Regions from separate parts of the Mus musculus genome. Here regions 2, 3 and 4 are each linked to region 1. Evidence: chromatin loops called from intact Hi-C (ENCODE). Cell type or tissue: left cerebral cortex. All regions are shown on one strand.

Region 1 (8,000 bases):
TGTAAGTTCAAGGCCAGGTCTAAGCTATATTTTCCAAGCCAGGTTGGCTGGACCACAGTGAGACTTAGTACTCAGGGGCCAGGCAATGGTGGTGCAGCCTTTAATCCCAGAATTTCCTTGGGAGACAGACCTCTATGAGTTTGACTTCTACAGGGTGAAATTCAAGAGCAGTCAAGGCTGCACAGAGAGACCCCCAACTTGAAAAACCAAACAAAAACCAAAAACCCGAAAAACCAAACCAAACCAAACCAACCAAAACAAACCAGCACTCCAGACTGGTCTACTTGGTGAGTTCCAGGTTGGTCAAGGCTATATATATACTGATATTTGTCTTTGAGAGAGAGAGAGAGAGAGAGAGAGAGAGAGAGAGAGAGAGAGAGGAAAGAAAGAAAGGAAGGAAGGAAGGAAGGAAGGAAGGAAGAAACAAAGAAACAAAGAAAGAAAAAAGGAAAGGGAAAAAAGGGCTCCCTACCTGTCTTTTACTCTTGGTAAAACCTATACAAAGGCTCCAAAATAGCTATACAAGTAAAGACACTTGCCTGGCCAGCCTGGTGACCTGAGCTGCATCTACCCAACCCACATAAAGGTAGAAGAAGCAACTCCACAAAGTTGGCCTCTGACCTGTATGAGCATTCCCCACTCCCAACAGATGTGCGTTTACACACACACACACACACACACACTTTTTTTTTAAAGGGAGCAACAACAACAAAACTCCTCCCCCCACCCCAATAAAAACAAAAGCAAAAGCCATCTTTCCTTGATGGTCCTTACCTTGCCCTAGGCCTCTTCCTGTGCCTATACTGAGAGCCTCCTGCTCGTCACTGGCACGACAGTCCCATCACTGGCACGGCAGCCTCCATTGGGCTCTCCTTGGTTCCCAGATGTAACAGATGTAACTGCCTGGGTAGCAAAGTCCAGGGCAATTATCCAGGTATGGACCAAAAGAGAGTGCCCCGGGCAGACACACCCCCTTGGTCTCATTCTGTGGGCACTGGCATCAGCATAAAGTTCAGCACTGGGCAGAAACTTCTTTGTGCCTCAACACAAGAGCAAGGGACCCCACATGAACTTGATCCATATAATCCCACCGTATGGTTCATTTGTCATGATCTGAGGGGGATGTGGTGGTCATGGCATAGCTTGGTGTGGTCTATGATCCTCCTGTTGTAGGGATAGTGGTTGGTAGGAAGCTCACCAAGAGTTAGGCTTTTCCTCAGGGCTAACTCCTATGTTTTATTTTCTTTTAGACAAGGTCTACTGTGTATCTCCGGTTGGCCTGGAACTCCTTATGTGGATGGCTTCAAACCCAGAGATGTCTGTCTGCCTCCAAGTGCTGAGATTAAAGGCCTATGTCACTATGCCTAGCTTATTTCTAGCTTTTTCTTTCCTTTTATTTTTAAAATCCACGAATGAATATTCTGCTTTTCATATATGTGTGTGCATCTCATGCCTACCTGGGACCCCCAAGAGTCAAAAGAAGGCATTAGATCCCCTGGAACTGAAGTTAGGATGGTTGTGGTGAGCCATCACTTGGGTGCTGGGAATTCACACCCAGCCCTACCCCCACTAAGACAGGTTCTCTTTCTCTGTGTCCATGACTGTCCTGAAACTCTAGTAAAACAGGCTGGCCTTGAACTCAGAGATCCACCTGCCCCTGCCTCTTTAGTACAGATTAAAGACCTGGGCCTCCATACCTGACTGTTACTTCTAATTGTTTTGAGCCAGGGTCTTGCTATACTTGGACTGGAGATCCTCTAATCATGCTTCCAAGTGGCGAGATCACAGGGTTGCACCACCACACCTGGCTTTCCCGGGTGATTTTAGAGAACAGAGGGATAAGACAAACAACAGGAAAATCATGCCTTGGCCCCACAGCTGGTTCGAAGCGGGGGCTGTGTCTTTGGAGTAGAGGAAGGTATGTGTCACATCTGGCTGGGATGTGGGGAAAAACCTCAGGTCATCCGCTGGTTTCTAACTTTCTTCTTTCCTCCCTCTGGGGATTGGCCTCAGTCTCTCCCGCACACCAGTCACAGGCTTTAAGCACACAATACACTGAGTTCCACTCCTATCACCGCAACTGGGTACCTAGCTTTCTAAGAATGTGGGAGCAGTGACCTCTGAAACTGTCAAGAAATGCACTCTACAGGTTACTGCATGTCCCTGGGTACCTAGAGACAGGAGGACTGGGGTCTAGTTCTAGCCACGATGAGCTCAGTTTTAATGGTGATGCCCGAAGCTGAGAAGCCTTAAGGAAGATAGGACCAAGGGTGCACTGTTCTCTAGTCTCCAGCCTCATTTGGCATGGTCTAGTGTTTTAATACTCGCCGATTCACCAGGTCTTCTTTGCTCTGAGTCAAGTTGAATTGTACTAAGTGGCCTTGGTGTTTGTCTCAATTTTGCACCAATTGTAAGTCACATGATCATTTAAAGTCAATAGAGATGAGGCAGCACAGCAGTAAAGTTTTAATGGAATAGCTTTGGCGCAGGCAAAGGCAGTTCCTAGATCTCAGGACATGTGGAGCCCCAAGAAGTGGGGACGCTTGCTAGGTTTCTGGGTTTTATTTCCTGGAACACGAATGACTGGTTGGTCCCTGGCTCCAGGCCTTGCACAGCTGTTCAGCCTTCAGTAGCAAAGCCTTGATCTGTGCATTAGGGATCAGAGCTGCTGCTTATGCAGAGGCCCAGATGTGCACCAGAGCAAGACAGCCATGTCAGGAATAAGGGCCCCTTATTAGATGAGCCCAGCAGAGATCCTTTTATCAGGACATGAACCTCTAATCCTGAGCAGGAGTGGGGTGTCGGTCTCTTGGATGCCTATCTAGGCGGGAAGAGGGTGGGGAGGAGTCCTGTGTCCTCTGTCGGGCCCAGCGGAGGTCTCTGGCAGCCCCTGCGATCCGGCGCTTTTAAGCAGCACTACCTCCCCTAACCGCCCCCTCCCGTTCCAGTGGGTCCGAGCCTGCTCATTGAGGGTGTGGTTTCCATCCCCTTCCCACTGCCAGATCCTATGACCTTTTCTCGGTGAGGCAGTCAGAACCTAGAGGGTCCCGATCCCGCCCCCAAGCCCGGTGACCTTGGGCCAGGATCTCCCCCCACCCCCTCACCTGCTCCAGTGGCGAGCGACTCCCCGCGGTGCTTGCGGCTGCAAGACTGGAGAAGCGGAGGGGGGGGTTGGGGTGGGCGCGCACGCGCACCGGCCCACGCGCGCCTTGCGCCTGCCGCCCTGCCTGACGTGACCAGCGCAGGCCAATCCGTGGGACGCAAAGCCGGTGTAAGGGTTAGAGGTGGCCGAGAGAGGACCTCTGTAGGGACAGAGGATAGCAGGGCAGCACCAGAACCTTGGACAGCGCCAACCACCCTGGGCTCACCTCTGCGCGCACGCGCTCTCAGTCACCAGCGTGCAGGTGACAGCGGACATCTAAGTTAATCTAGAGTGTTGGAGCAGAGGGGTAACCTGCGAGTACTACAAAACCCAGAGTTTGCTCTAACCCTCCCCACACAGCCCCAGCTGGAGTCTCAGGGCGGCGGGGCAGCGGGCAGCAGCGGGGCCAGATCCATAGTTAGGGCGATGCGGCGACCTTGCCAGTGTACGTGAGAGGGGACCGTAGGGGAGCTAGGCCCATACTCGAAGCAAGCGCTGAGCTCGAAGGCCAGGGCCGAGCGCACTAGACCCACACCGCCTGCGCGCTCCGGGGCCGGGTGGTACAGGCGCCCATTGGCCGCCAGGGGTAGCAAGCGAGCCGGCTCGAAGGGTATCGCCAGCGCCTCGCCACCGCCACAGTAGGAGAGACGAGGTGACTCGCTGTCGGAAGCCAGGAGGTGCGTGAAGACCACTGGCCGGTCTTCACAGCGCAGGAAGTTACGCTCTCTGCCGCAAAGCGAGAGGAAGGGGAAGGAAGCCTCGTAGCGCCCGCTGTGGTTGGGTCTCAGACGGGAGAAGAAAGTGACCAGGAACTGCAGGTCTGTGGGAACAAAAGGCACGATCATGCTCGGTGACCCAGCTTCCCCGACACGCTCCTTTTCCTGGGAATACCAGCACTGGCACGAGACAGCGGCCCCCCCTCGTGGATGGTGCCTTCCCTCAGAGTCGGGGAGCCGAGGCCCTGAAGGGTAGAGAGAGACACGAGGGAGCAGTGCAGTAAGCAATACCTTTGAAGCAGGTGATAAAGTTCTTCATTTTGGAGTCATCTAGGAAAAGCTGCAGAAGGGACACAGTGGACAGTAAGTCCTGGCAAGAAAGCCGGTGGTGTTCGCTGTCCTTGCTTTTCTGTCTAATGTGTTCAGGGGGGCATGTGGAAGGGCCCTGCGGACTCTCCCCACATCTACAGACAGGTTTCCAGGGTTGCAGCCCTCACCCCTTTTTCTACAGCAGGTTTGACAGCCGCTTGTCCCTAGCAATCGCGAGCAAGCACTCGGCTCTGGGACTGCTGCTAGGACAGGCTAGTGTGCGCGGGATTACGATGCGGTGAAAGCGGAAGGCCCCGGAATTAACTCTTCCAGCCTGGGCTTTGAAAGGTTCAAAGCCACGCGTAGCACCTATCCCAGGTCTCGCCTCTAGAACTACTCCCCACCCGGTGCCGATGGATTCCGCAGTCCCCTCAGGTCTCCTCCCTCTGTCACACGCCAGGCACACCTGGCCTTGGTGATCCACATAGTAGAAATACTCGCGGGTTCTGGGCTCCGGGCTTTGACCCTGTGTGTAGGAGACACGCTCGACCCCACTGCAGGTCCGAGCTCTCTGCGACCTCGCCAAGACTAGAGCCAAGTTACGCACTGCCCCACTAGGCGGCCACATTCTTCCACACCGGAAGCGGATCACACAGTGTTGTGCCTGGGGCTTTGGGTTCCGCCGGCAACACGTGCTCGGAGGGGCGGAGCTGTCTATCCCGCCCCCGGAAGTAGCTGCCAGACGTGGACTCCCCCGCCCCCTTGTCAGAAGTAACCTGAAAGAAACACAATCAGCGAGTGTGCACTTGAACTTTATTCACACGGAGCACTGTCCCCTCGAGCCACACGTACGAGGGAGCGCCTGCGGCCGAGAGGCCCTGGAGAGAGAGGCCAGGACCTCCGCATGACGGGACTTTTGTTTTTAATAAATAAAAACTCTAAAAATATATATATATAAACAGGAGAAATGAAGTTTGACAACTGTTGGAACTCAGATTCCAGAATGGAAAACGCAAACGAGTCCAGGCAGGTCTCATCCACGCGCCGCCCGTGTGTGGAGTTTGGTCAGAGGCCGCGAGGTCAAAGGAGGGTGGTGCTAACTTGCTCAGCGCGAGGACCGCAATGGCAGTTCAAGAGCTAAATAGCATCTGGTTAAAACTATGTCCTTAGCAAACTTAGTTCTGTCGTTCTATTTATATCTTTATACACAAGTAGGCTGGGTATCGGATAGATTCTGTAGTCAAAAAACAAAAAACCTCTCGCCCTCCCTCACCCGCCCCAAGAAAGCCTGCCTAGCCCTGGCCCTAACCCAGAGGGCTTTGGTTTGGGGCCTCCCCTTGCACAAAGACCTATTAGGCATCGAGCCGACGGAGCCAAGTCCTAGTAGTGGCCAGCACAGCTCTCCAGAACGCCTCTAACTCTCCTTCTGGCCCCAGCCAGAGGCCCCTAGACTAGGGTGGGAGGGATCAGGGCGAGAGTGCCTTGGTGGAGGATTGCCCTGAAGAGGGGACAAGGTCCTGTTGCCCTGAGCAACGCGGTATGTGCTTCAGCCGACCAGGAGGGCAGTGTCGCTCGGCTCCGGGAAACAGAAGGCACTTCTCGGGGCTGGCTTGCGACTGGCAGGGCGAGCCGGTACCTGCAGGAACTGGCCGCGAGATATGGCGCGGCTGCTTGGCCCCGGGAGGGCCTAGGGCGGGGCCGGCGTCTGGCGGGGCCTGGCATGCTGCCTCGCGCTGGGGCCTTCCCTCCCACCTTCCCGGGTGTCACCCTAGCAGGCGTCCATAGCCCGCGTGCTATAGCACGCCCTCCATGAAGCTGGTATCTAAATGCTGAATGAGCACTCGAAGGAAGGACATCTCCTTTCGTGTATTCTCGAAGATGACGCGAGGATCATCCGACTGGCAGCGCAGGCAGTTGGGTGCCATCACCATAGCCAGGTTGCTGACGTCCATTTTGGTGATGGCTACGTTGGCTGGCTGCACGAACACCTGTGTGAGGGGGTCCGGGTGAAGGGAGAGGAGAGCAGAGTGGAGGGTAGGCGTAGCTATTAGGGGATGAGCTGAACAAAGTGGAAGGTTGGCTGGGAAGGATGGTAGGTGGGCGTGGTGCGGCACTGGATGCAGATCATGCATACCTGGAGGAAGCGAATGAGGTAGCACAGCACCATTCGGTTGATGCGCGGTAGCGCGTGCACCACGGCCACAGCAGCCTCCGGGCTCTCGTAGTGCGCAATGCATTGTTCGTAGAATTCATGAGGAATCAAGGGCTCTTCCAGCTCCCGATACCACAGCTTCAGCAGCGATGCTGAGGGTGGGAGTGACTTAGGTGGTCTTGGCTTGGGAACCCCTAAGCCAAGCATCCACCAGAGGCCACATCCAGAGAAACAGGGTGTATGGGAGAATATGGAACAGGCTGGAAAGGGTCCCTCTAGCTAAAGCTGTACAGCCTGAGCCCAGATCTCAGAGACACTAGCTGCTGGAGGACCTGGGATCATTCTTGACAGTACAGGTATGTGTGCATGTGTCCACAATGGCTATACAACAGTGTGGGAGGATGTTTAGAATTCTTCTGAAGATAGGCGCCAGGGGTGAAGGATGGTTAGATGCAGCCACAGGACAGGGGGACAAGGCCATAGGGTGATCCCGAACAGGAGTCCCGCCTGCATGGTTATCTGCTTTCTGGGATATGCATGCAAGCCAACTCTTCAAAAATACTGAGTATATGTGGGGCTCACCAGGGACATGGGGATCCTCCAGGCCTGTAGGCACCTTCCACTGATCCACCTGCAACTTGAGGGCATTCACCTCATCAATGTCCCCAGGGACCCTAGAGAACACAGGGTGCATCTCAGACTAGAGCAGCTCACCTGTTCTCGAGCTAGAGTCGGGAATAGCAGAAAGGCTCAAGGACCCGCCAACCGCTCAGTCTCAGGCAGGGTGGGGTGACTCAGCTTTTCCTTTTGGCTCTCTTGGCTTCCCTGTGCAATTGGTTCCCTTGGTAGGCCACTAAAGCCCAAACTTGCTTCTCTTTTTGTCTTGGGGCCTTGGACCTCCCCAGGCCTGACAGGTGACAAGCCAGTCATTACAATGGTTGACACTGCATAGGCAAGTGCCATCCCAAGGGCTGGGTATGCCACATCCCTGTTCACCCAGGATGCTGAAACTGCCTGGCCAGCTGCATGCCATCTCTGAAGCTCTTGTCAGAGGTGATGTTCCTGCTGGCATCCAGGTACCTTCTGGACCCGTTGGCTGTCTTTATTGGCCATGACCTACTCTAGGGGTAGGGTGGGGTGGTGACACAGCTAACTTGCCTCCTGTGGACTGGGCATTGCCTTGTCTCTTTTGGCTTCATGGCCCCTAGCCCTAATGTCCCTGACACTAGAGATATAAACACACAACTGTGCTCATTTTCCCACCCACAACCTGGGGCTGGCAAGGCACCTGAAGATACCCTCTGTCTGGTCACCGTTGAGTGCCAGGACCTCCTCGGAGAGCCGTGTCTGTACCCAGGGCAGCTGCCTGTCAGGATAGCGCTCTTTCTGCATGCTCATCACCTCCTGCAGTGCACTGCCAAACATGGATGGGCTGAACACTGCGTTCTTGGCATGTCGGATCTCCTCCACATTAGGCTTCTTCAGGCCCTGTGAAAACAGCCCAACACTCAGGTCCTGTTGTAGTCCAGCCTCCTTCTTTCATCTCTTTTCCCTAATTCTGGTTCTTGGCCCAGCCAGTACCCGGGACTACCCAGACCCTAACCCAAGTCACTAAGGAGGACCCATCAGGCCATCTGCAACACCTGAAAGCATGGATATGCAGAATGTTAGAGGGGTGAGG
Region 2 (8,000 bases), 180 kb after region 1:
CGTCCTGCTGGCGGGCACACACACCCTGCTCCAGCAGGCTCTCCGGCTGCCCCCTGCCAGTCTGAAACCAGATGCCTTCCAGGACGAACTCCAGGAACTTGGCATTCCCCAAGATATGATTGGAGATCTGGCCAGTTTGGCATTTGGGAGTCAACGCCCTCTTCTCGACTCTGTAGCCCAGCAGCAGGGATCCTCGCTGCCTCGTGTGTCGAATTTCCGGTGGCGGGTGGATGTGGCCATCTCAACCAGTGCTCAGTCCCGCTCCCTGCAACCGAGTGTTCTCATGCAGCTGAAGCTCACAGATGGATCGGCACACCGCTTCGAGGTGCCCATAGCCAAATTCCAGGAGCTGCGCTACAGCGTGGCGTTGGTCCTTAAGGAGATGGCAGAGCTGGAGAGAAAGTGTGAGCGCAAACTGCAGGACTGAACCCTGGTACTGTGGGGTGCTGAAGCTGGTACCAGAACCCAGCCGCACTGGTGATGAGGATGTAAGAACATATTTTAAGTGAAAAGACAGCTGGGACTTTTGGGTTTTGTTTTACAAGTAAACAGCTGGGCTGAGGCTGGAGAATGTGAAATGTAAGGCCGGCCTGGCTGGGTTTTACGTAGTGAGGCTCAGTTTCGAATTAAAGAGGTAAAGCAACTATTAAAAACATGTTATTCTATTAGGGAATTAAACCTACCTGTCCCTTCCCCAGCTGTGCTCCTGGATGAGACGATGTGCAGAGCTAAGTCCAGATGAAGATCTCTTACAACATACAACATGGTTGCTCAGCATGGCTGAACTCTGCCCATTTGCTTTCCTAAGTCCTGTGCTTTGCTGCGGACGTGTTTATTCTTTTGCCCTAAATTCCTGCTTTCCTGAAGCTGACATCCTAGTGGAAAGATCAGAGGGGGTGGGGGGAAGACATTACAAATACTAAATATGCATTAAATAATGTTTGGTATATATAACATTAAATACATATTTTAAATATTAAGACATGAGAACAGGGCCGGAGGATTGATTGAGCAGTGAAGAGCACTTGCCCTTGCAAAGAGGACTTGGGTTCAAGTCCCAGCATTCACGTGGTGGCTCACAACCTTCTGTAACTTCAGTTGTGGGGGAAGGGCAGGGGGGACCCAACACCAAGACATCCAACACAGGCACATATGTGGTACTCAAACATACATGCAAGCAAACTACTCATACTCAGAAAGTTGTAAATCTAAAACAAACAATAAAACTATGAGTACAGCTTGTGACAATTGAATAGAGCCAGGTCAGATGAGGAGAAGGTTGGTCACAGGAGTACTCTGCAGACGGATCAAGTGGTGTGTCGGCTGCTAGTGAAGCCATGCAGCGTTAGTGGATTAAAACCTTTGAATGTGTCCGAGGCACCTGTCCAGTACTTTACCTCCCACTCCATGGGGAGTTTGGAACCACTGGGCATGTCAAGAGTGTCTTTGGGAGCTGGGGAGTTGAGTCTGTGGTTAAGAGCCCTTGTTGCTTTTGCAGAAGACCTGGGTTTGATTCCCAGCAGCCACGTAACAGCTCATAGCTGTTTGTAACTCCATTTTCAAGGGCTCCAATCACTTCTTTTGTCATTCCTGGGCACCAGGCATATACTTGGTGCAGTTGTACAGGCCAAACACCCAGACTCATAAAATAAATCTTAAAAAAAAAAATTGCCTGATGGTGGGGGTGCTCCTCTTTAATGGCAGCACTCAAAAGAGACAGATGGATCTCTGAGTTTGAGTTCCTCCTGATCTAGAGTGAGTTCCAGGACAGCCAGGTTTACACAGAGAAACCCTGTCTATAAATAAATATATAAGGTGTCTTTTTTCAGGGCTGGAGAGATGGCTGAGCAGTTAAGAGCACTGACTGCTCTTTACCTAGAGGTTCTGAGTTCAATTCCCAGCAACCACATGGTAGCTCACAACCATCTGCAATGAGATCGGATGCCCTCCTCTGGTGTGGCTGAAGATCATATAAAATAAACAACAATTTTTTTTTTTAAAGATGTCTTTGTTTCTGAAAGGACAACCCAGTGGCAGATGCCTATATAGGAAGAGTGTGACAGGGCTGAAAACTTGCACATACATTTACAGACTCTCACAAAACTGTCCTGTGGGCCGGTTGGCTGAGATATACCCTAGTGCTGGCAGGGCCCTATGCCCTGCACGGTTCACAAGACAAAGCACTAGCAGGCATCCTCCCACAGACTTTTCTGTATAGGCATCTTTCATTCTGGTTCTCTTCTGGGCTGACTCAACTCCTTACCCTGCCCCTGGGTGGCTTGATTTACCACTCTGCAAGTCCTGGAACCCTGCCACCCAAAGCTCCACTACCCTTCTGGAATACCCTGTGCACCAGCATCCTGTGGAACTTGAGCCATGACGATAACTCGGTGTTCTTTCCTCGTTTGTTTGTTTGTTTTTTCGAGACAGGGTTTCTCTGTACAACCCTGGCTGTCCTGGAACTCACTCCGTAGACCAGGCTAGCCTCGAACTCAGAAATCCACCTGCCTCTGCCTCCCAAGCCCTGGGATTAAAGGCATGTGCCACCACGTCTGGCCTGTCCCTTCTTCTTTTCAGTGTGTCAGATCACCAACCCATGTCCCTTCCTCCTCAATATGTCAATTTTAGCCTCTGCCATGTAAAATCTCCCAGTTCTGACAAACCTCTCTTACCAATTGGGACCCTGACCCTCAGTTACCTCCCTCTCAGTCTACACGTTTATGCCATTGACTACTTAGGTTTCACTCAGATGAAGAACCTCTGTTTGGGGGGCTCTGTGCCACTTTATCGCCCTGCATCGCTGCGTTCCTTCCCCGCTTTAGCTCTCCAGGGTCATTGCCCCCACCCTCTTTCCAATTGCTGAGGCCACTAACTTTTGGCTTCTTTGCCAGACATCTTGAGAACTCCGCAGGTGACCTTCTTAAATCCCAATCATTATCTTCTTGTTCTTCTTCACCTCCTTCCTCCCCTCCACCCCCAACCCCCTACCCCAGACTGGGTTTTCTTTGTAGCCCTAGCTTGTTCTGGAACTTGTTTTCTAGCCCAGGCTGTCCTGGAACTCCGCCTGACCCAGTCAAATTTCAATCTTCTAGTTCGGCAAAGCACTAGGTTTCCAGTGTCTGCACATCCAATCTCCTCCGTCTGGGCCCAGCTCGGAAGCTCAAGATTCTGCGTGGCGTTGCCCTGGACAAATCCTTCCACCTCTTGAAGCCTCCTCTCTCCCGCCCTTCCTCCGTAAGACTCTTGAGTCGGTTTCTTCAGAGTCTGCCTCTCCCCAGGACGACAAGTTTCAGCAATTGCCTTGGTTCAGCAATTTGGTAGACACACAGGACACCTGCATGTGACTACAAGACCCGACAGGCATTGCGCTGGGGAAGGGGCGGAGTTATGGCCCCGCCCCGGAAGATAAGGCTGCGTTGACCCGTCTATTTCCTCTTTCGGCCTTGCTTGCCGGCAGGTAAGTTGTGCTCTGTCCGCTGCGGGTTTTGAAATTATCCACCGCCATCCGCCGCCGTTAACTACTTGGCGGTCTGTCATGCGGCCTGGCCCACTCGTCCAGGATCAGAAGGGAGGGATGGCGTTGCTTTCGGCCTTGGGGGCTGGCAGGAGGCTGGGGATTTTTTTGGACGCTGAACTCGAACCATTTCCAGACTCGCCGCCATGGGCCGTGTGATCCGAGGGCAGAGGAAAGGCGCGGGTTCTGTTTTCCGTGCGCACGTGAAGCACCGTAAGGGCGCCGCGCGCCTACGTGCTGTGGACTTCGCGGAGCGACACGGCTACATTAAAGGCATCGTAAAGGTAGGAGGGCACCGGCGGGAGTTAAGCAGGCGGGGAACCGGGCGTCTCGAGCAGGCCTTAGAATACAATACACCACCCTGACCCGTAGGACATCATTCATGACCCTGGCCGCGGCGCTCCCCTCGCCAAAGTCGTCTTTCGGGATCCCTACCGATTCAAGAAGCGGACAGAGCTGTTCATCGCAGCGGAGGGGATCCACACTGGACAGTTCGTGTACTGCGGCAAGAAGGGTGAGCCTCCAGGCGGGGAAGGAAGGAAGGGTTGGGCCCGGGACTTTGGGTGCTGAGCTGAGCTTCGTGGGTTGGGATCGGTGTGGGTTTGGCATGGCTTTTAGCGTTAACAGTCGTTTTGCCCCCTCTCTCCACAGCCCAGCTGAATATCGGCAATGTTTTGCCCGTGGGCACCATGCCTGAGGGTACGATCGTGTGTTGTCTGGAGGAGAAACCTGGGGACAGGGGCAAGCTGGCCCGAGCCTCCGGGAACTACGCCACAGTCATCTCCCACAACCCAGAGACCAAGAAGACTCGAGTGAAGCTGCCTTCGGGGTCCAAGAAGGTCATTTCCTCTGCCAACAGAGCCGTTGTTGGTGAGTGCGGGAGGGCAGTGGGGCCTTGAAGACGCGGGTGGTCGGCATATGAACTGCCAGCTGCTGGGCCTAGGCCATAGAACCACATTGCTTATTTTCTTGGTCATGGGAGAAGACTAACAGAATGCAACTGGGGATTTAGTTGTAGAGTGCTAGAATACCTACTTCGTAAACAACTAACTGATTCCTGTCCTGGGGATTTGATTCTTTTCTGGTCTCTGGGCACTGTATAAATGTGTATGGATACAGACATGTAGGTAAAGATGCCTGTGTATACATAAAATTAGGTTAAAAAAAGATTACACCGCTTGACACTTTTGTGCACTGTGACCTAGGAATTCTGATCCTGCACTTGAGTTTAGTTGGTTCATTTTAGAAAAGATAGGACCAGTAGTGGCTGTTAAAAGATGTTCAAGTCAGTGAAAAGGGGCCATGACTTATCTCTTGTTTAGTTACTTGGAAACATCTTAGGATCTGCTAACCTCATCCTTGCATAGGATAAGTTCTGAGGGCACGTGGTCAAAGCATGCTGTGTTTGGTAGGTGGGTTTGCCCATTTGTGGGAGGTGTTTTCAGAGGTTGAAGGACCTGTCTTGAATATCAGGCACTGAATATTGAGGTGCACCCCATGGAAACTTGGGCTGAGTCAACAGTTTGCTTTAATACAGGCATGGTCCTTGCCTCACCTGTCAAAGTGTCAGTTTGCAGAGGGTAAGGGGTTTCCTAGGTAGAGCTTGCTGGACTTCTGTGGGGTTGTAGATTTCTGCCATAGACTAATGGTGAATGGTGCATGTCTCAGAGGTGTTGTGTCACTTTTCAGGTGTTGTGGCTGGTGGGGGCAGAATTGACAAGCCTATCTTAAAGGCTGGCCGTGCCTACCACAAGTACAAGGCAAAGAGGAACTGCTGGCCACGTGTGCGGGGTGTGGCCATGAATGTAAGTAACCAAGAACTGAGTGAGTGGGCTTTTCTTGTTGCTGTGCTGGGAGGATCTGCAGCAGGGAGGTCCTGGGCTGTCGGCTCTTCCCGTGTTCCCTACGTAGGTGAGATGACCCTTACACTAACCTAACTTCATTCTCTTTTTAGCCTGTGGAGCATCCCTTTGGAGGTGGTAACCACCAGCACATTGGCAAACCCTCCACCATCCGAAGAGATGCCCCTGCTGGGCGCAAAGTGGGTCTCATTGCTGCCCGCCGGACTGGACGGCTGCGTGGAACCAAAACTGTACAGGAGAAGGAGAACTAGAGTTCAGGAGCTAATAAAGTACGTCCTTTGGCTAATCCGGCGTGTGTGAGCCTCTTTTGTGAGGGATCCCTGGAAGTGAAAGATGCTTCCACCCTACAAGGGAGCATGGCATGCTGCGCCTGGGATTTGGGTAGATGACTTGAGACCAGGTCTCTACATAATCCTTGACTGTCTGGAACTCACTGAAGATCAGGCTGGGGTTGTCATCCTGCCCAGCTGGGAAGCTCAGTTTACAATATGCGGTACTGACGTAAATTATGTGGACCACAGTTGCTGGGGTTAGTGGTGACAGTACAGTGAGCCTTGGTCTCCACTCAGCCCATACAAATGGGTCTGTGTAATTGATACAGAATTTTCCCCCCATTCCTTCTCAACGTGCAGTAGAAGCTAGTCTCCAACTCCTAATTACAGGCTGTCTTGGGCACTAGTGTGTGAGTGTAGAAACTTCTTTTTGGAATGTCCAAGTACTTTTTAGTTGGTTGTATCTTTTGCCTAGAGAATATTAGACATCCAATGTGGCCCCCACCCCCTGGGAGTGATGACGACTGCAGCTGTTACACATTAAGATTTGTTCCATGCAGAATAGAGGTGCTTCTGTACCTTTAAGTCCTGGTTTTGGTCACCCCTTCCCACCTTCATGGATCGTGATAGAAGTTATAGATTGAGATTACTGTCAGCTGGTCCTAGATTCCTGTGTGCAGTGGGTGCTGACACTGAAAGCTATAGCCCTCAGACTACCTGAAACCACATACCTAGTGCCCTACATGGAACAGCAAGGAGCTGGCATGTTTGTTTCCCTATTCAGGGGACAGATCACTAAGAGCTAGGCAGCACCACCAGGACAGTGTAGTTCTGAGGCTTAACCTCTCCAGGGTCACAGACCATGCAGAGGAATCATAAATTACAGACAGACTGACAGTTAAGACAAGTTTCCATCTTAAAAAAAAAAAAAAGCTTTAAACTTGGTCATATCTGGACTAGAGAGGTGGCTAAGAACACTCACTGCTATACCAGAGGTCCTGAGTTCAATTCCCAGCAACCACATGGTGGCTCACAACCATCTGTAATGGGATCTGATGCCCTCTTCTGGTGTGTCTGAAGACAGCTACAATGTATGCATATAAATACAAGTTATTCTGTGGCATCTTGTTCATAGATCTCTGGTGTAATAGCATTCCATGGGAACTGACGAGTGTCTCCAGGCCCTTCCCCTGGCAGATGCTCTTGAGTAGCACATGATTGTATTTCTTGTGGGGTGGTTCTTCTGGAGGGACTAGCTCAGGACTATGGGGTTGTGTTGCTAAGTGGTACCTCCTGCCTGATGTGCACCCTGTCTGTCCTGGAGTGTAATCCTTTTTCTGTATTGTTGGTATGAATTTCACCTACCGTGAGCCACTGGCTCTAAGCAGGCCATTATTGCAGGTTCTTACAGAAGTCACCATAGATGACAGGTGTTTATGGGAGGGGAGGGTGTTGGGAAAGCACTAGGTGTGGCTGCTTGGGGTGAGTTTAAGCTGCCACTGCTTTTCTGTTGGTCTTGGCCAGGCAACAGGGCATATGGGAGGAATTGCTGTAGAGGGGCAGACAAGCTGGGTAGTGGTGATGGGGCATGCCTTTAATCACAGCTCGAAGGAGGCAGAGGCCAGCCTTGGACTTCACAGACAAACCGTCTGGGGTGGGGGGGCGACTTCTAAATCAATTACACAGACCCGTTTGTATGGGCTGAGTGGGGACCAAGCCTCTACTCCAGGGAAGGGTTTGTTTAGCAGTGCTTGTGGCTTAAAAATGAACTACTGAGTCACCAGTCCTCTGAGCACACAGCCTTGATTTTTGAGGGCTGTGTTCCCAACAGAACTCCATGCTTCCTAAAGCTGTCTCCACGCCACTGTGATGCTTGCTTCCCAAGGTCCTGTCAGTAAGACTGTCAGAGACCTGCCCTGAGACAACTTATTGTTTTCCTGATTGGAGATCAGAGGTCAGGTGGAGTGGAGTCAGTGGCTATGAAGGGATCTGATGCCCTCTTCTGGCACACAGGTGTACATGCAGACAGCTCTCCTTACATTAAAAACCAAAGTCTTTAGATGTCCTGAAGACACCTAAAAAAATGGCTCAGTGGTTAAGAGCGCTGACTGCTCTTCCGAAGGTCCAGAGTTCAAATCCCAGCAACCACATGGTGGCTCACAACCATCCATAACGAAATCTGATGCCCTCTTCTGGAGTGTCTGAAGACAGCTACAGTGTACTTACATATAATAAATAAATAAATAAAATTAAAAAAAAAAAGTTGTTCTTATTAAAAAAAAAAAACCGTGAAGAGGCAGCAGATGGAGGGAGCATCTGTCCTATGTCTTTTCAAAGCCTCAGAGAGCTGTG
Region 3 (8,000 bases), 200 kb after region 1:
CCAGGGACTGGTCACCTATATGGTGGTAAGGTGGCTTATTAGCTCTAACCTGTTAGTCCCATTCCACTTCTCTGTGTCCCCTACAAGGAAATCCCCAGTGTGCAAAATATCAGAACTAATGTCCACCCAGCTTTAAGTATCTCTATAGTGGAGCTCAGGGGAACCTTCCTTTTATGTTAGTGACAGGAATGTCCACACGCATTAGTAGGAGTGCCTGATTCCAATCATTCTAGAGAGCTCCACAGGAAACTGCTTCTAGTGTCACTATGCATTCACTATGTCAGGATGCTAGGCAGAGTAACATTTAAAAGAACTACTGTGGGCTGGGGAGATGGGCCAGTGGGCATGACATCCAATGTCCTTCTCTGGCCTTAGAGAATACAGCTGTGCCCATACTTCATCGCCCACATACAAGGGAGCTATTATTGTATACAATTTTCCTGTGTGTGCGTGCGTACCTACACATCAGCAAGCACATAGAGGCCAGCAGACAACCTTAGGTGTTATTCCTTAGAAACCTTTCACCATTGGGGGGGGGGGGGGCGGGGGCGGGGAAATACGGTCTCTTACTGGCCTGGAACTCACCAAGTAAGCTACTAAGCGGCAGAGATGGGGATGGCAGCACTCATCAGCACATCCAGATTCAGGTGTCTAACTGAGCCATACATGTGGAGGCTGGAGGGATGGCTCAGCGGTTAAGAGCACACGTTTTTTTCCCCCGTCTAGGACCCACACTTGATTCCCAGCACCCACATGGCGGCTCACAGCCAATTCCAGGGAACCCGATGCCCTCTTCTGGCCTCCGTTGGCACCAGGCATGCACATGATATACAGTACAGATACACACGCAGGCAAAGCACATAAATACATATAAAAAAATTAAACAAGAAAATGCCACGTTAGAGAAGTTGTCATCCATTAAAAGGGGCCTTTGCAAAGTAACAAGAGAGCAACAGCAGAAAAATAAAACAAATCCAAGAAGAAGCTGGGCTAATGGGGAGCAGAGCGGAGCACCTTCAGTTTGACAAGAAATGTCCTTCGCTGCTGAGGATGCATGGGACTTAAAATGCTGTATGGTGGCCCTGACTGTAGTCCGGGTTATGGGAGAGGATCGTGCGAACCCAGGACTTCCAGGGCAGTCTGGGACGCGGTTATTTCACCAGACAAAACCTCATCCACTGCCCAAGCCAAACCAAATTAACCAACCAGTAGGAAACCGTATGCACATCAGAACCGTCTGAACTCCGGACCGGGCTAGCGGGAGCCACCGCGAAGGGTCCCGGGGAGGGGCCTGGAGGGTTCGAGGGACCGGAGGGTGCAGCCTGGGTCAGCAGCCCGGCCGCAGCCATCCATCGGGGGGAAGGGCTGGCATACGCGAGGGCGCGGAGCTTTGGGTGCGGATGAAGGAGAGGGTCCCGCGCAGCCGACAGAGCGCCACTCACCATCTGCCGCAACCTCTCGCCCTGTGGCGGCAGCTTCGGCTCCCTAAGACAAAGGGGCCGTCCCGCCCCGTCTGCGCAGTCGTCAATCTCAGGGGACCCCGCCCCTAGGTCCCCACCCCCAACCCCCACCCCAAGTCCCGGACCGGGACGCGGGAGGATCGGATGGCCGTCCGCCTCCAGCTCTTCTTGCAGGACTTGATGCCCTGCGCCCCGGGGCCACCGAGAGCGTAGGCCTCCGCTGTGCCTAGAGAGACCGCGTGCTGACCCGGACCGCGCCTGCTCTTTGAGGCTGTAGCGGAAGCGGCGGCCGCAGTCCCTACAAATCCGAGTGCCTCCCGGCCTCGCCCCCTCCCTGCCGCCCCTCTTCTCCCGAGGGCCTTCGGTCACTTCCGCCAAGATCTGTGCTTGCCCTCTAGCGATTTCCCTGGTGGCCAGGCAGCCTGGACCACTGGTCTCGAGACCCATCAGGCTGACTCGGGCTGCTTGGGTTTAGTTTACAGTGTAGTGTGTGTTCAACTTCTTAAGGGACGGCCAGTCTGTCTTGTGTCCTCATCAACACATTCCCTAGACTAGCAGTGTATGACAGTTCCAATTGTTGTTTGTATTTGCCCACACTTGGTGTAAGCAGGCTTTTAGAAATTTAGTTATTCGGGGCTGGAGAGAGGCTCAGCGGTTAAGAGCATTAACTGCTCTTCTAGAGGTCCTGAGTTCAATTCCCAGCAACCTCATGGTGGCTCACAACCATCTGTAATGGGATCTGATGCCCTCTGCTGGTGTGTCTGAAGACAACTACAGTGTACTCACATACATGAAATAAATCTTTAAAAAAAATTGAGTTATTCCAGGGCTAGAGGAATGTACAACAGACTGGGTGTTTGACAAACGTGCACGAGGCTGAGTTTAATCACTCGTATCCATGTGAAAAGGCTGGGTGTAATAGTGCTTGCTTAGAACCCCAGCACAGGGGAGGCGGAACAAGGCCGAGCTGTGTAGGGCTCTCTGGCCAGCCAGTCTAGAGTCACTGGCAAGCTTCAGGTTCTGACCTGTTGAGAAGCCCTTTCAAAAGATAAAACAACAAAATACCGTGGTGCGCAGCTCCTCAGACTGACCCTTAGTGGCCCTGTATGCACACATATTCTCTGCTGGAAATTAAAGTCAGGGACTCTAGTATAAGCATATAGTATCTCAGTAGCACTCGATCCTACCCTCCGTTATGGCTTCAATTTTTATTTCTCTAATTGTAGTGGTTACGTGTCTTCTGTTACAAAATACTGGCAGAGGCAGAGGAGGCAGAGGCAGAGTCAGAGGGCCAATCTCTGTGAGTTTGGGGCCAGCCTGGTCTATAGAACAAATTCCAGGACAGCTGAGGCTACACACAAAGCATGGGGCTGGAGGAGGAAATGTCTGGGAGATAGGGAGCAAGAACAGCTCTTGTGGATCAGGGTGATGGAGCCTCCAGGTTTTTGTTCTTGGATTTTTAAAGTGTGTGTGCCCCAGAGGGGGCCAGGTTTTTTTGTTTTTGTTTTTTCGAGACAGGATTTCTCTGTATATCACTGGCTGTCCTGGAACTCACTTTGTAGACCAGGCTGACCTCGAACTCAGAAATCCACCTGCCTCTGCCTCCCAAGTGCCTGGCTGTTTTTTTTTTTTTTAAAGATTTATTATTTATTATATATAAGTACACTGTAGCTGTCTTCAGACACACCAGAAGAGAGTGTCAGATCTCGTAACCACTGAGCCATCTCACCAGTCCCCGAGGCAGCTAGTTTTAAAGCAGTCACAATATAGAGAGGCCACGGATGTCCACGAGACATGAGGGAAGGGGGGGGGGCTAAAAATATTTTGGAGGGTATGGATATATACATCATTGATACAGTTGAGCTCTCTGGGGAGAGTCAGGCATGTCTCTCTCTACATGGGTCCAAAATTGCTTGAAAGAACAAAGAGACCTTGACTAAGGTAGTCTGATGGCTGATCTTCTCGCCTTCATGGGAACCAATCTCTGGGCATGTCTGTAAGGAATTGCCTAGATTAAGTTGAGGTGGGCTGACCCGCCCTAAATGTGTTTCATGAGTTAGATTCTTGACTGAATGAGGAGGGCTGAACCGAGTCTGAGCATGCATGGCTGTCCTCTCTGCGACTGCAGATGCAATGTGACCAGCTGCCTCAAACGCATGCATACATCTTCCCACCATCGTGGACTGTACCTGGCCTTTGAACCACAGGAAACCCTTTTTAAGTTTCCTTTGCCATGCGCTTGTCAAAGCAATGGCAGCCAACTAAAACAACCATCTGCACGGCTGTTTCTAAGACTGGACCAGAGGGTCTTATGGCTTCACTGGTTAGGAAAGCCAAAGGAAGAGCGCCCAGGCTTTCTTATCAGAAAAGGCTTTCTGGTCTACATGTGGGCTCACAAAGAGAAGGCAGTCTGAGGCTAACGCCTCCATTAAACATGGAGTCAGGGAGGCTGGAGAGGAGACTCAGTGGTTAGGAGCACTGGATCTGCCAAGTAAACAGTTCAGGTACCAGCACTTCCATATAAGTACACAACCTGTAACTCCAATTCCAGGGATCTGCCGCCCTCTTCTGGTCTTCTATGGGTACTGCATGCAGGTGGTGTACAGATATACATGCAGTCAAAACTCATAAAAGTAAAATATTGATTAAAAAAAAAGCTGAGATAGCTAAGTGGGATGGCTCAGCATTAAGAGCATTCATATCTCTTCCAGAAGATTTGAGTTTGATTCCCAGTACTTATGTCAGGCACCTCACAACTGCCTGTAACTTCCACTCCAGGGGGATCCAACTCCTTTGGTCTCTGTGGGTACCTGCACTCAATCACTCTCTCTCTCTCTCTCTCTCTCTCTCTCTCTCTCTCTCTCTCTCTCACACACACACACACACACACACACACACACACACACACACACACACACATACACACACACATGCACACTCAGAATTTAAAAATTGAGCCTCCTGGCATGGTGGCGCACGCCTTTAATCCCTGGCACTTGGGAGGCAGAGACAGGTGGATTTCTGAGTTCGAGGCCAGCCTGGTCTATAGAGTGAGTTCCAGGACAGCCAGGGACATACAGAGAAACCCTGTCTCGAAAAACCAACCAACTAAACCAAACCAAATGAACAAACAAAACCCACCACCACCACGGCCGCCACCAATTGAGCCACACTGTTCATTGTAGTTCAGCTCACATTTAACTGCTAACCCGTCACTAACTGAATTTGAATTTGCTTAGTGTCCAGAATTTCATATAAATGAATATCGGAGCTGGAGGGATGGCTCAGCAGTTAACAGTACCAGCTGCTCTTCTAGAAGAGCCAGGTTTGAGTACCAGCATCCACATGGTGGCTCATAACTGTCTGTAACTCCAATTTCAAGTGATCTGTTACTCTCTTCTGGCCTCTATAGGCACCAGGCATGTGGTGGTGCCATCCCTGGGTTGGTGGTCCTGGGTTCTTTAAGAAAGCAGGCTGAGCAAGCCAGCAAACAGCACTCCTCCACAGCCTCTGCATCTGCTCCTGCTCTGACTTCCTTCAGTGATGGACTACAATGTGGAAGTGTAAACCAAATAAACTCTTTCCTCCTCAACTCACTTTTAGTCGTGGTGATTCGTCATATCCCTAGAGACCCTGACTAGTACAAGAGTCTCACTCTACAGTCCAGACTGGCTTTGAACTCAGCAGTAACCTGCTTGCCTCCGCCTTTTGAGTGTTGAGACTATTGACATAAGCCGCCATGCTCAGCCTCAGAAATTTTTTTTTTTTAAGATTTATTTATTATTATAGATAAGTACATTGTAGCTGACTTCAGACACACCAGAAGAGGGCATCACATCTCATTACGGGTGGTTGTGAGGCACCATGTGGTTGCAGGGATTTGAACTCAGGACCTTTGGAAGAACAGTCAGTGCTCTTACCCGCTGAGCTATCTCACCAGCTCCCAAGCCTCAGAAATCTTAATCAAGTTATAAAGAGTAAGCATCCCTGGGGCTAGAGATGGCTCAGTAAGTAAAGATGCTCTCCAAAAGTGTGTCAAACGTGAGCTAAACCCCCAGAACTCATGGTAGAAGAGAACTGATCCCCGCAAGTTGTCCTGACTCCAACACATGTGCTTTGGTGGTATGTGCCCGCCTCCCATCCCCAAACAGGTACATTGTAATGAGAGTAACATTGCTAGGAAAAAACAAAACCAAACACTTCAGACTTCCTGGTGAAGGCACGTCTCTTTGAGGGTTTCTACTTAAGTTATCAGGAAACACAGGACAAACCTGAGGTGAAGGACGTTCTACAGTAACTGGAAGTGTGCTCCAAACATGTCAATATTGGGAAAGCTAGCCTGAACTGGTCCAGGGGGGAGGACAAAACAGCTGTGTGTGTATGACAGAAGGCTGTCTCCTGGAACTGGACGAAACATTTCTACTTTGTACACAGAAAAACAGGGAAAAAATTGTTCAAATACTAATAAAGTTTAGAGATTAAAGTCATGAACAGCCACTTGCTGACCAACAGTGTCTGTTGCTCAGACTAAACCCCTTCCAAAAAACAAAAACAAAACAAAACTGTCTATAAAAGAACATGATTTAAAAAAAAAAAAAAGCCGGGTGTGGTGCTGCACGCCTTTAATCCCAGCATTCGGGAGGCAGAGGCAGGCGGATTTCTGAGTTCAAGGCCAGCCTGGTCTACAAAGTGAGCTCCAGTACATCCAGGGATAAACAGAGAAACCCTGTCTCAAAACAAAACAAAACAACAAAAAACAAACCGGGCTGGCAAGATGGCTCAGTGGGTAAGAGCACTGACTTGCTCTTCCGAAGGTCATGAGTTCAAATCCCAGCAACCACATGGTGGCTCACAACCACCCATAATGAGATCTGATGCCCTCTGCTGGTCTGAAGTCATCTACATTGTACTTATATGTAATAATAAAATCTTTAAAAAAACAAAAACAAACAAAAAAAACCCTTAAACCAGAAGCTACGAATGTGTTTGTGCACACATTCTATGTAAAATTACAAAAATTATTATACAATCACGATAGCCATAGTGGACACGTTTAATTACTCAAAACGTCATGGAAAACCCTGAGAGTTCTCTGCTGCCTTTCCGTAATAGGTCCCATATTTTGCACTTTCCTGCCAGTGGACAGCAACCACTGGTATCGGTGACTACAGCTGCACTGGACACACATCAAAGCGAGGTTAAACGGAGAAGCTGACATCTTCCCTCCGGCCGGATGGTGGGATTCTCAACTAGATAGACAGTTTCAGGAGCTGTTTCTGGAGCCTTCCCTTGATGTTTGACTTTCCTTGTAATTCTTTGATTCTAATATTCTGTGAAGGGAGATGTCTAAGCCAGACTTTTAAAAAGTAGGAAGTATGCATGTACCAGGTCCACTCTGACTACATGGGTTGGGAAGATGGCTCAGTGGTTTAGAGCACTAGGTGCTCTTCCAGAGGTCGTGAGTTCAAATCCCAGCTGCCACATGGTGGCTCACAACCCTCTGTAATGAGATCTGATGCCATCTTCTGGGGTGTCTGAAGACAGCTACAGTGTACTCACATACACAAAATAAATTTAAGAGAAAGAAAGAAAGGAAAGAAGGAAGGAAGGAAGGAAGAAAGAAAGAAAGAAAGAAAGAAAGAAAGAAAGAAAGAAAGAGTGAGCTCATGTACAAGACAGGTCTTATTTCTCTGGAGAAATCGTGCTGAGGAAGGGGTAGGAATGAAAGAAAGATGAAATTTCAAGACCTGTAAGTCATATAAAGTACTCAGAAATTGCTGGTTGTTTGTGAGCCTAGAGGCTGCCTGGGGCTGAGAAAAAAGAAAAACAAACCCAGGTATGCCCCGTAGTTAAAACATTCCTGGGAACAGCTTAACCTTAAAGATAAAGAGGAATGTGAGGATATAACAGGGCTATCTGAACTGAGTCAACAACTCACAGAACTCTGACACCCTGCACGTACATGTAATTTTTCTGCTGATGTTTGAATAAGCCAATAGTGTGTCGCTATGCTGAATTCCACACCCCTAAGCTCCCTTACCCCATAAAACCCCCTAGCTTCCGAGCCTCGTGGCCGACATCCGTTATCTCCTGTGTGGGATGCATGTCGGTCTGGAGCTCTGTCATTAAACGACCTCGTGTAATTACATCAGGGCGGTCTATTCATGATTCTTTGGGTGCCCGCCGAATCGGGAATTGAGTGGGGGTTTCCCCCACTAGGATCTATCAGGAAGGGAGGAACACCGTGTGGCAGTAGCTTGGCTCAGAAACCATCCTCTGTCCTCAGGCAAGCACACCACACATCCATTAGGCTTCTAGTCACAGAATAGTTCCATTCCTGTAAGAACGTTTAGCATCTCTTCAAAACTTGACCTGCTATGCTAGCAGGTAGGGAAGCCTATGAGAAAGAGTAGCATCCTATGGCAAAGCTAGGAAAGTTTCTGAAAAAGGCCAGAAATCAAATAAATACTCTAGTGTTGTGGAGCATGTGGGATCTGTGACGGCACCTAATTCTGACGTGCGTGCGACAACTGCGAGAGA
Region 4 (8,000 bases), 230 kb after region 1:
AAAACAAAACAAAACGCCCTCCCTCAAGATGCTTTTGGTTCTGGTATTTTATCACAATAGAAAACCTAACCAGGACAGATGCCTTCTGGCCAAATCTATGGCTGTTACTTAGGCAAGCCAGGATGATTCTGGGCTCTGGAAAAGCAGGAGTTATAGGGTTTACCCTCTGTGCAGGAAGAAACCCGTGCTTGTATACAGAGACAAAAGAGTCTCAGTGCGTGGTGCAGGCCTAACTCAGCAGGCAATGGACTGAGCACTGTGCCAATAGCCCTGTAAGGTCAGTGTTCTGGAAGCTAAGACACAAAGAGATCAATTTGATTTGATATTTTGAGGTCATAAACCAGACCAGGCAAGGGGGGGGGGGGAGTTGAAGCTTTGACAGAACAGTTCTACACCTTGTTCTGTATTGTATTTCTTTTTCTGAAAGAAACAGCCTCATAGCTGGGCAAGGTGGTGAATGACTGTAATCCAAGCAAAGAGAGGCTGAGGCAGGGTGGCAAGTTTGAGGCCAGTTTGAGTGATAGTTACACCTTGTGTCAGAAAAAAGGCTTTATTGGGGTCTATTGTGGGGCTCTCAAGGACCTGCTTATGGTTTAAACAAGACACTAGACTTCTATACAGTTTTAAGCATTTGGCCTTTATCTAGGGCAGACTCTGCTAGCTTCTAACTTAACCTGACTTCCAGCCTGGCCCTGCCTCCTAGATAGCCCTTTCATTCCCTGCTCCTTCTGTGTCTGCTTAGATACTCCTGCCTCTGTTTGCATCCCCTGACTCTGCCCGCCCAGAAGTTCCGCCCCCATACTTCCTGCCCCAACTATTGGCTGCCAGATCTTTATTATAACCACTCAGTAGTAAGATCATGCTAGACAGGCTCTTAGGTCGCCTAAGGCATTCCTCCAAGCTTGACCTTCATCTTTTGGGAAGGTTTGGAAGACATTTACAAAATAGGAAACCTGGGGATGTGCCATAGAAATGACAATTCCAAAATCCTGCCAGCACTTAGCTCTCTGCCAGTACAGAGTTAATAACTGGAAATACAGAGACACCCCTTAATACAACAGGGGTCTAACTGGCATGCAGCTTGTTATAGGTATTTCAGGTGTGTGATTTTGCATATTTTGACATGGACTTACTCTTGTGAAAGTGTCCCTGTGTTAGTAACTTTTCTGTTGCTGTTTTGGAGATGCCAGTACCATGAGATGACCACCAAGAGCAGCAGCAGCAGTGGAGTACAGGCATCTGGAGCCTAGAGGATGACGCGTGTGCTACAAAGGGCATGGCTGGAGAAGTGACCCAAGCCCTTGGAGGAGCCCAGAAGATTGTAAGTTGGATCCCAGACATTGGACGGTTGGAGATTGACTTTTGCTTTTGATTGTGGCTGTGCCCTGATATTTTCCCTCTCGAAGGAAGAAACTGTTTTAGTGGAGCCCACAGTTAAGAGACTTTTAATTGTAAAAAGACTTTGGATTTTAAAAGAGATGGCTATTTTAAAGAAATTGAAATTTTAAGAATATGTAAAGACTGTGGGACTTTTAAAGTTATCCGTTGTTAAGAGCTCTGTCGGATGTTGTGTAGGAGCTTGGAAGACAACGTTGAGAACACTGCAGAAGATGGAGGTCTGGTTTGTGAAATTTCAGAGGGAAAATTAAAGACTCTTTTCAGGGCCATTGCTGTTTTGATTGTGAAGATTCTGTAGTTCTGGTTAGCTGGGGCTGAAGAATCAGCTGTGATTAACAAGATACCAGAACTACTAAAGCAAAAACTTTGCATTACTGGGACTATTGATGCTGGTTAGCTGGAGCTAAGAAATTAGCGGTGATTAAGAAGAGACCAGCATCATTGAGGTGACATCTTCTGGGAAGTGTTTTCTGAGAGCACAGTGGCTGTGTTCCAGATATAGCCAAAGTTGTACATTGTGCTGTGGCTGGACTTGGTAATGTGTAAGGGTCACCCAGGTGGTACTGGTTTTGAAGGCATGAAGGAGTTGAGCAGAGCACTTACTATCACTCCTAGTGACCCTCTAGGAAAATTTTTGCTTCCTGTCCCCATAACTCTAGGTTCTGCTGGCCTAGAAGTTTTGGCTCCAGAGAAGGGAGTGCTCCTACCAGGAGCTACAACAAACATTCCATTGAACTGGAAGCTCAGACTTCCCCCTGGTCATTTTGGGCTTCTAATGCCCTTAAACCAACAGGCTAAAAAAGGAATAACAGTGTTAGGAGGGGTGATAGATCCAGATTACCATGGGGAAATTGGATTACCTCTTCACAATGGTGGTAAGCAAGATTATGTCTGGAGTGTAGGAGATCCCTTAGGGCGTCTCTTAGTACTACCATGTCCTGTGATTATTAGGACACAGTATATATGTCGCCATTCCAAAAGTGTGGAATAGAGGCATAGCGAAGAAATACTGAAACAAAGCAGGATTAGAAGCCTGTAGGAAAAATACCAAATCCTGTAGCTCCATGACTGGTATCTGTAGTCCTAGGGCTAGACCGCTATGATAGCTATTGCTATTCTTGGTTGTCATTTTGACAACCCACACCTGTAATTATCCTAAACCTCAAGGGGTAAGGAGTTCCTGTAAGGAAATTTTCTTGATTTTTCGTTTGAGGTGGGAAGATGCACCTTAAATCTGGGCCAGGTCTTCGGGTGGCAGCCTAATGGTCGTGGAAGAAGGAAGTGCATGCTTGCCCCGACTCTCGTTGGAAAGTTCACTCCATTGCCATTAGAGCCTAGTTCTTCAGGATTCTGAAGTATACCGGGGACAAGCTGAGCCATCTGTCAACGCCTGCGCCCCGCCCCGCCCCGCCCCGCCCCGCCCCGCCCCGCATAATCCACCTTGCCCCATCTCTGGGCGTTCCCCCCGACCCCACCGGTTCCATTCTCTCCAGGAATCAATTGTCTTGTTTCTTGGCGGCACACTCTGCTGGGTTCTCCGAGGCCTTTAAGTTCATCCCCGTGCACTCTGTCTCCTAAAATTACAAGCACAGCCTGAGGCGCTCCATCCACCCAAGTGCTTTCTGTCCGGCGCTGAGCGCTTGCTCTGGCTCCGCTGCGCTTTCTGCGGAACCTTGTGTCGTAGACGTGTTTCCAGAGGAGTGAGTTCGCTGTGGTAGTTAGGATTTACCAGCTTCCGGCGGCCGCTCCGACTAATGGCGGTGAGCTGTGGGAGAAGGCGTGTTTGTGGCGAGGCCCTAGGTGGGGAGACCCTGTGAATTTCGTCCTGTCTCACGATTTTTCAGGAGCCAGGGCGTCCTGCTCGGGAGGCACCAGCAGCCTCAAGTCGGAAAACTCATCGCGCTCCGCGCAGACCCCGGCCCTCTCGCTCAGCTTCCGGTGCCTCGGAACCTCCTCTCCGCAGTTCAGTGCAACCTGCATGCGACTCCGCCGCCGGAACCCATCCCGTAGGCAACACAGTAGCGATGAAGCAAAAGAAAAAGAAAACCCCCAACAGGGTCTCTGGGACAAATGGAAGCGAAAAGCCCTCGGAGAAACCTGCCCCGGACGAAGCTCCTCCTAGCGCTGAGGCCCAGGCAAGGATGGTACTCCCTGCGAGCTTTCTGGGCGCTAATCCGCCTGCCTCTGTGGGCGAGCTGTGCGGAATTAAGGCGCTGAAGGTATGGGAGTGGGGTCTGCGGGACCCTGTTACCCATCACAACCATGTCCTCCTTTCTGTCCCAGGCGGAACAGCTGGCGCGGGAGCTGGCCTGGTGTGTGGAACAGCTGGAGCTGGGTCTCAAGACGCAGAGACCTACCCCGAAGCAGAGTGAGGGACCCTTCTCTACAGTTAGGGAAATGTAAACGGTGACAGTTCTGTGGTCTGATGGTATTGCCAAGGGGTGGGGTTGTTGCTTTTGGTTGGTTTGCTTTGTTTAGGTGTACTGAAACTTAGTTGTGTAGACCAGGCTGGCCTGGAATTCAGAGATCCGCCTGCCTCTGCCTCCCCAGTGCTGGGATTAAAGGCGTGCGTCACCCCAGCTGGATGGGAATTGTTTGTAGTAGGATGATATGAGTGTGTTTGAAGTCACTAGCTCTTTTTCTTTTTCTTTTTCTTTCTTCTTTCTTCTTTCTTCTTTCTCTCTTTCTCTTTCTCTTTCTCTTTCTCTTTCTCTTTCTCTTTCTCTTTCTCTTTCTCTTTCTCTTTCTTTCATCTGCAGAAGAGCAGGCTGTTGGGGCAATCCGAACGCTGCGCAGTGAAAAAACCCCCTTGCCCCGGAAGAGACAGCTGATGCGCTCCTTGTTTGGGGACTACAGGGCTCAGATGGATGCAGAGTGGCGGGAGGCCCTACGGGCTCTAAAGGCTGGTGAGGAACTAGAAAGCGATTGGTTCAGTACATTAACGTCAAGGGGGTAGGGAGAGGCTCAGCTCAGCAGGGTTGGTGTGGGAAGAGATGGGCTCGGGGGCGGGGGGGATGTAAGTGGGGAGAAAGTATTCTCTCTTAGGGGACAGAGGTCCTGGGGGGAGGAGGGCCGAGGTCCTCACCTCGTTCTGTTTTGGGGATGAAAAAAACAGCTCCTCTGTCTTAGCCTGGGCTCACTTCACTGGCCATAAAGCCAGGTACCAGTTGGACTTTAGTTCCTGGGACTAAATAATAAATAACTTGGACATAAGTCCTGGATCTGTTACTTAGATCATACAACATATCATTTTGTGAAAATGATCTAAATTTTGTTACTTAGATCATATAACATTTTTGATAAGTTACTACATCTCTTGAGTCTCATATGGGAATGACATTATTTACTTTAAGATAATTTTTCAGTTTTTTTTTTTTTTTTTTTAGTTAGGAAAGTTGTGTGGGTAATTGTAACTGCATGGATGAAAGTTAGCTATTCTGACTCTCTGCTCCCCCTTCCTACAGCCACCCATTCGGCCCAGGTACAGCTCGTCAGTGAGGCCACCAGAAAGAAGAGCGGAAGGGTCTGCAGGCCTCGTCCTGCAGAAAGAGCCAAAACCACTCCGGACTTGACCAGCGAAGAGTTTCGGTTCAATTTCTTTTAGGGTCTCCTACATGCTGGACCGCTCATCCCCCTCCAGGGTGGGGTGGGGATGTGTCCTGATTGCAGGGCCTTCCCAGGAATTCTCTCAGCAGAAGTGGGGTTGGTTTGTCCTTCATTGCAGCATGGACCTGAAGCGGCTGGCCTATGTGAGGCTGCTATGTGGATGTGGAAACCTTTGAAGGAAATGTTCTTCATGTCAGAAGAGAGGTGCAGAGTAGCTGCTGATGATAAGGAACTGTGGGGAAGTTGTGGACACAGTGGGCTCACTTTTGAAAAGATGCTCAGGCCATTTTTCTAGTGCTTTGTATATTGTTATATCGCCTTAATAAATCTTTTCTAAGGAAATAGGATGGTGTGAGAGAGAGAGTTCCGAATGTGTTAGAGGAGGCAAGACTGCTTGGTCCAGCTCTGATCCAGGACTTAGTCCTTTGCTGCTGTTGTTGCTGTTTCCCTCAGCAGGTTGTCGTCTTCTGGAGCCAGTGTGGTCTCCATCAAGCCACGTTTTGTTTTTAGGAGCTAAGAAGCTACTCACTGTCTTAGCCTGAGCTGAGTCTTAGCAGACTGCATCAAAACAAAACAAACACAACACAACCTTTATGTGTGTGAGTGGTATTTATGTGTGTGAGTATGAGCATGCTATGTGTATAAAAGCATCTTTTATTTGCCTGGTGTAACTGTCTCCAGAGGCTCACTGCCTTCGTCTGCTAACCTAGGCCTAGACCTGGAAGCTTCTCGCTTGGTCTTATCTAGGCCTAGAATGTTTTCAGTGTCTGAGACCTACTGCTGAATAAGCTCACCCTTTTTAGCACTTTCTGAGCTCTGTGAACTCAGCTGTTCTGACTCAAACGCCTCTGCTAGCTGACTGACTCAATCTGGCTTCTCTCTCTCAGCCTCTTATTTTTAGCTCTGCTTGGCCTCAGACTAACTCTGGCAATCCGTTCTAATCCTCTGGCTCCTCTCATTCTCTAGCTCACTCTGTCTTCACCTGTGTCTAGCTTGTTCTCTTTCTGCAACCTGGTAAAACTGCCTCCCCACCCCCTCTCTCCCCTGCCCCTGCTCCTCCCCCTTCCCCTTAAGTAACTTTCCTTTCCTCTCACTTCCATATCCTATTATGTCAAATCTTTCTGATTTGTCACTTTGCCACTCAGAAGTCACTTTCCAATATTGTGCTTCCTTCTACAAACCACCTTCATGATTTGGGATTAAAGGCATGAGCTATAGCCGAGCCACACCACAACTAAAGACAGGTTTCTGCAGTAAGTAATACAGTCTCAGGGCTCACAGTGTGATCAAATGTCCTGCACGTGTGTGGAAGCGCAGTCTCTAGACTTGGTGGCAGTTGCCTTTACTCAGCCATTTGGCCAGCCCTGCCAGGGTTGACATCTGTACTGTACCCACTGCTCCACTGAGTTCAGATCTTCAGGTAAACCAGCAGTGTTCACACCGTTGTGGTCTGCTGGCGTTGCCCAAACTCATATCCTAGACTAAGTACAACCTGGAGTCCAGCTGCGTTTGCCCTTTCTGGGTGAGTATTTTGTGGGCAGCTCAAACTCAGCGTTGTTACAGAAATACCTAATTGGGTCCCCCGTCTCCGTGTGCTTTTTAGTCAGTGATATTTACTGTCTTATCTAGTTGCTTAGGCCAGAAACTTATGTCATTGTTTATTGCTTGCTCTGTTTGTTTGTTCCTTTCCCTTTCCCTTTCCCTTTCCCTTTCCCTTTCCTTCAATTGAACTCAGGACCTTCGGCAGAGCGGTCATGACCTTAACCGCTGAGCCATCTCTCCAGCCCTGCTCTGTTTTTTTCAACACTATTCAATACTTAGTGTTAGGGTAAGTCGAGGGTTAGGTGAGGGTTGGGGTCTAGAGTTTGGGTTCTGGCTGTAGGTCTATATGGGTTAGGGTACTAAGGTTAGCTAAGGGTTAGGGGGAAATCTCCCTGTCAAGATAGTAGCGTGTGGAGATAATGCTAACCCATTTTGCAAACAGTAAGCTGTTACATAAATAGGTGTCTGATTTCATTCGTCTCAGCTGCCACCACGTTACAAATAATCTGCTGTCCTTTTGTCCAGGTCTCTTTCTTTTTCTTCTTGCTGGCTTCTACCGCCTGTCCTTTCTGCCAGATAAATTTACTTCCCTGCAAAAGGCTGACTGGTTGGAAGCATCGTCACCAGCCAATCAGAACTAACCATTTCTGGCTGGTAAGCCAATCAGATGTAATCTCCAAGCATCCTTTCATTGTTGCTAGGGCTCCTGATCTACTTCTAAAAGCTGACTGGCTCTCTGTTGGTCCAGCCTCTCCCACTCTCCCTAGCTCCTTACCCTTTCCTTTTTCTCATACCCCTTTTTGGGTTTGGAGCCATTCCAAACTATTTAAGCCTTTGGGAAGTCTGGGTTACTCTGAATAACCACGGTTTAAGAGTGCATTTGTTCTTCTTGAGAAACAGAGGACAGCTATTCCATAGTCAATTTTAAAAACATCTGTTTCAGCAGCTTGATATCTCTTAGCTCCATAAAACAGAGTTTAGTTGTGCTTAAGGGGTTTTTGTATTTTTTATTTTGGTGCAGATTGACTTTAATTCAGACGACTAGAGCATAAACTGGCATTAAAGTCGGCAGTGAAATTACTTGAAACTCATTGGGCTAACAATGAATTCTAAGTATGTGAGAACAGCTCTTTCTGTTTTAATTAATGACAGATGGTAACATCTTACGGCTTCGCCGGGCAGTGGTGGCACACACCTTTCATCCCAGCACTCGGAAGGCAGAGCCAGGCAGACTTCTGAGTTCCAGGACAGCTAGGGCTACACAGAGAAACCCTGTCCCAAAAAACAAACAAACAAACACATCTTACAGCTTCACAGTTGTCATGCTCTGTTTTACACTTTCAGGGAGGGGACTCCTGGAGAACACGACTGCTCAGCAGTGATGTGGCTCTCACATTGCTAAGTGGGTATCCCTTCCCTCACACCTGGCCCATCACCCATGAGTCCTCTTTAGA

Evidence for each region. A loop is a pair of places that touch in the nucleus more often than their neighbours do. Peaks named below come from ENCODE experiments on the same cell type or tissue, not always from the same donor. Only the 100,000 strongest peaks of a DNase experiment are listed, where the experiment ranks them.
Region 2: a loop joins it to region 1, with 4 times the contacts of the local background. A loop is called at or near these places in 12 of 42 quality-filtered maps.
Region 3: a loop joins it to region 1, with 3 times the contacts of the local background. A loop is called at or near these places in 15 of 42 quality-filtered maps.
Region 4: it touches region 1 in a loop (9-fold over the local background); 2 of 42 quality-filtered maps call a loop at or near these places.

Annotation. Positions count from the first base shown.
Region 1 is chr15:76,719,022-76,727,021 of GRCm38, forward strand. It overlaps Lrrc24 (leucine rich repeat containing 24), which reads right to left and starts at 3,152. Exons shown (of 6, transcript NM_198119.2): 1 at 3,105-3,152; 2 at 775-903. It overlaps C030006K11Rik (RIKEN cDNA C030006K11 gene), which reads right to left and starts at 4,824. Exons shown (of 3, transcript NM_145472.2): 1 at 4,634-4,824; 2 at 4,150-4,198; 3 at 2,444-3,962. The coding sequence starts at 4,795. The coding sequence ends at 3,517. Arhgap39 (Rho GTPase activating protein 39) reads right to left here. Exons shown (of 12, transcript NM_001168288.2): 9 at 7,608-7,807; 10 at 6,902-6,993; 11 at 6,302-6,471; 12 at 4,964-6,155. The coding sequence ends at 5,961. In left cerebral cortex, CTCF peaks have their summits at 3,717 (motif pointing right) and 4,784; DNase peaks (open chromatin) are centred at 2,319, 2,686, 2,918, 3,325 and 7 more places; H3K4me3 peaks cover 3,587 bases; H3K27ac peaks cover 3,730 bases.
Region 2 is chr15:76,900,653-76,908,652 of GRCm38, forward strand. Commd5 (COMM domain containing 5) reads left to right here. Exons shown (of 2, transcript NM_025536.2): 2 at 1-645. The coding sequence ends at 427. It overlaps Rpl8 (ribosomal protein L8), which reads left to right and starts at 3,419. Exons shown (of 6, transcript NM_012053.2): 1 at 3,419-3,457; 2 at 3,651-3,798; 3 at 3,887-4,028; 4 at 4,166-4,384; 5 at 5,204-5,319; 6 at 5,469-5,666. The coding sequence starts at 3,661. The coding sequence ends at 5,627. In left cerebral cortex, CTCF peaks have their summits at 4,013, 6,670 (motif pointing left) and 7,651 (motif pointing left); DNase peaks (open chromatin) are centred at 3,398 and 7,625; H3K4me3 peaks cover 2,081 bases; H3K27ac peaks cover 1,665 bases.
Region 3 is chr15:76,923,934-76,931,933 of GRCm38, forward strand. Zfp647 (zinc finger protein 647) reads right to left here and starts at 1,515. Exons shown (of 5, transcript NM_172817.3): 1 at 1,443-1,515. In left cerebral cortex, CTCF peaks have their summits at 2,185 (motif pointing left), 4,032 (motif pointing left) and 6,344 (motif pointing left); DNase peaks (open chromatin) are centred at 1,685 and 4,025; H3K4me3 peaks cover 1,305 bases; H3K27ac peaks cover 1,218 bases.
Region 4 is chr15:76,945,387-76,953,386 of GRCm38, forward strand. 1110038F14Rik (RIKEN cDNA 1110038F14 gene) reads left to right here and starts at 2,875. Exons shown (of 5, transcript NM_001347540.1): 1 at 2,875-3,158; 2 at 3,243-3,533; 3 at 3,682-3,766; 4 at 4,158-4,304; 5 at 4,863-5,593. The coding sequence starts at 3,153. The coding sequence ends at 5,002. It overlaps Gm46534 (a long non-coding RNA gene), which reads right to left and starts at 2,963. Exons shown (of 4, transcript XR_001781744.2): 1 at 2,874-2,963; 2 at 2,626-2,748. In left cerebral cortex, a CTCF peak has its summit at 3,504; DNase peaks (open chromatin) are centred at 3,123, 3,308, 5,872 and 7,205; H3K4me3 peaks cover 1,792 bases; H3K27ac peaks cover 1,426 bases.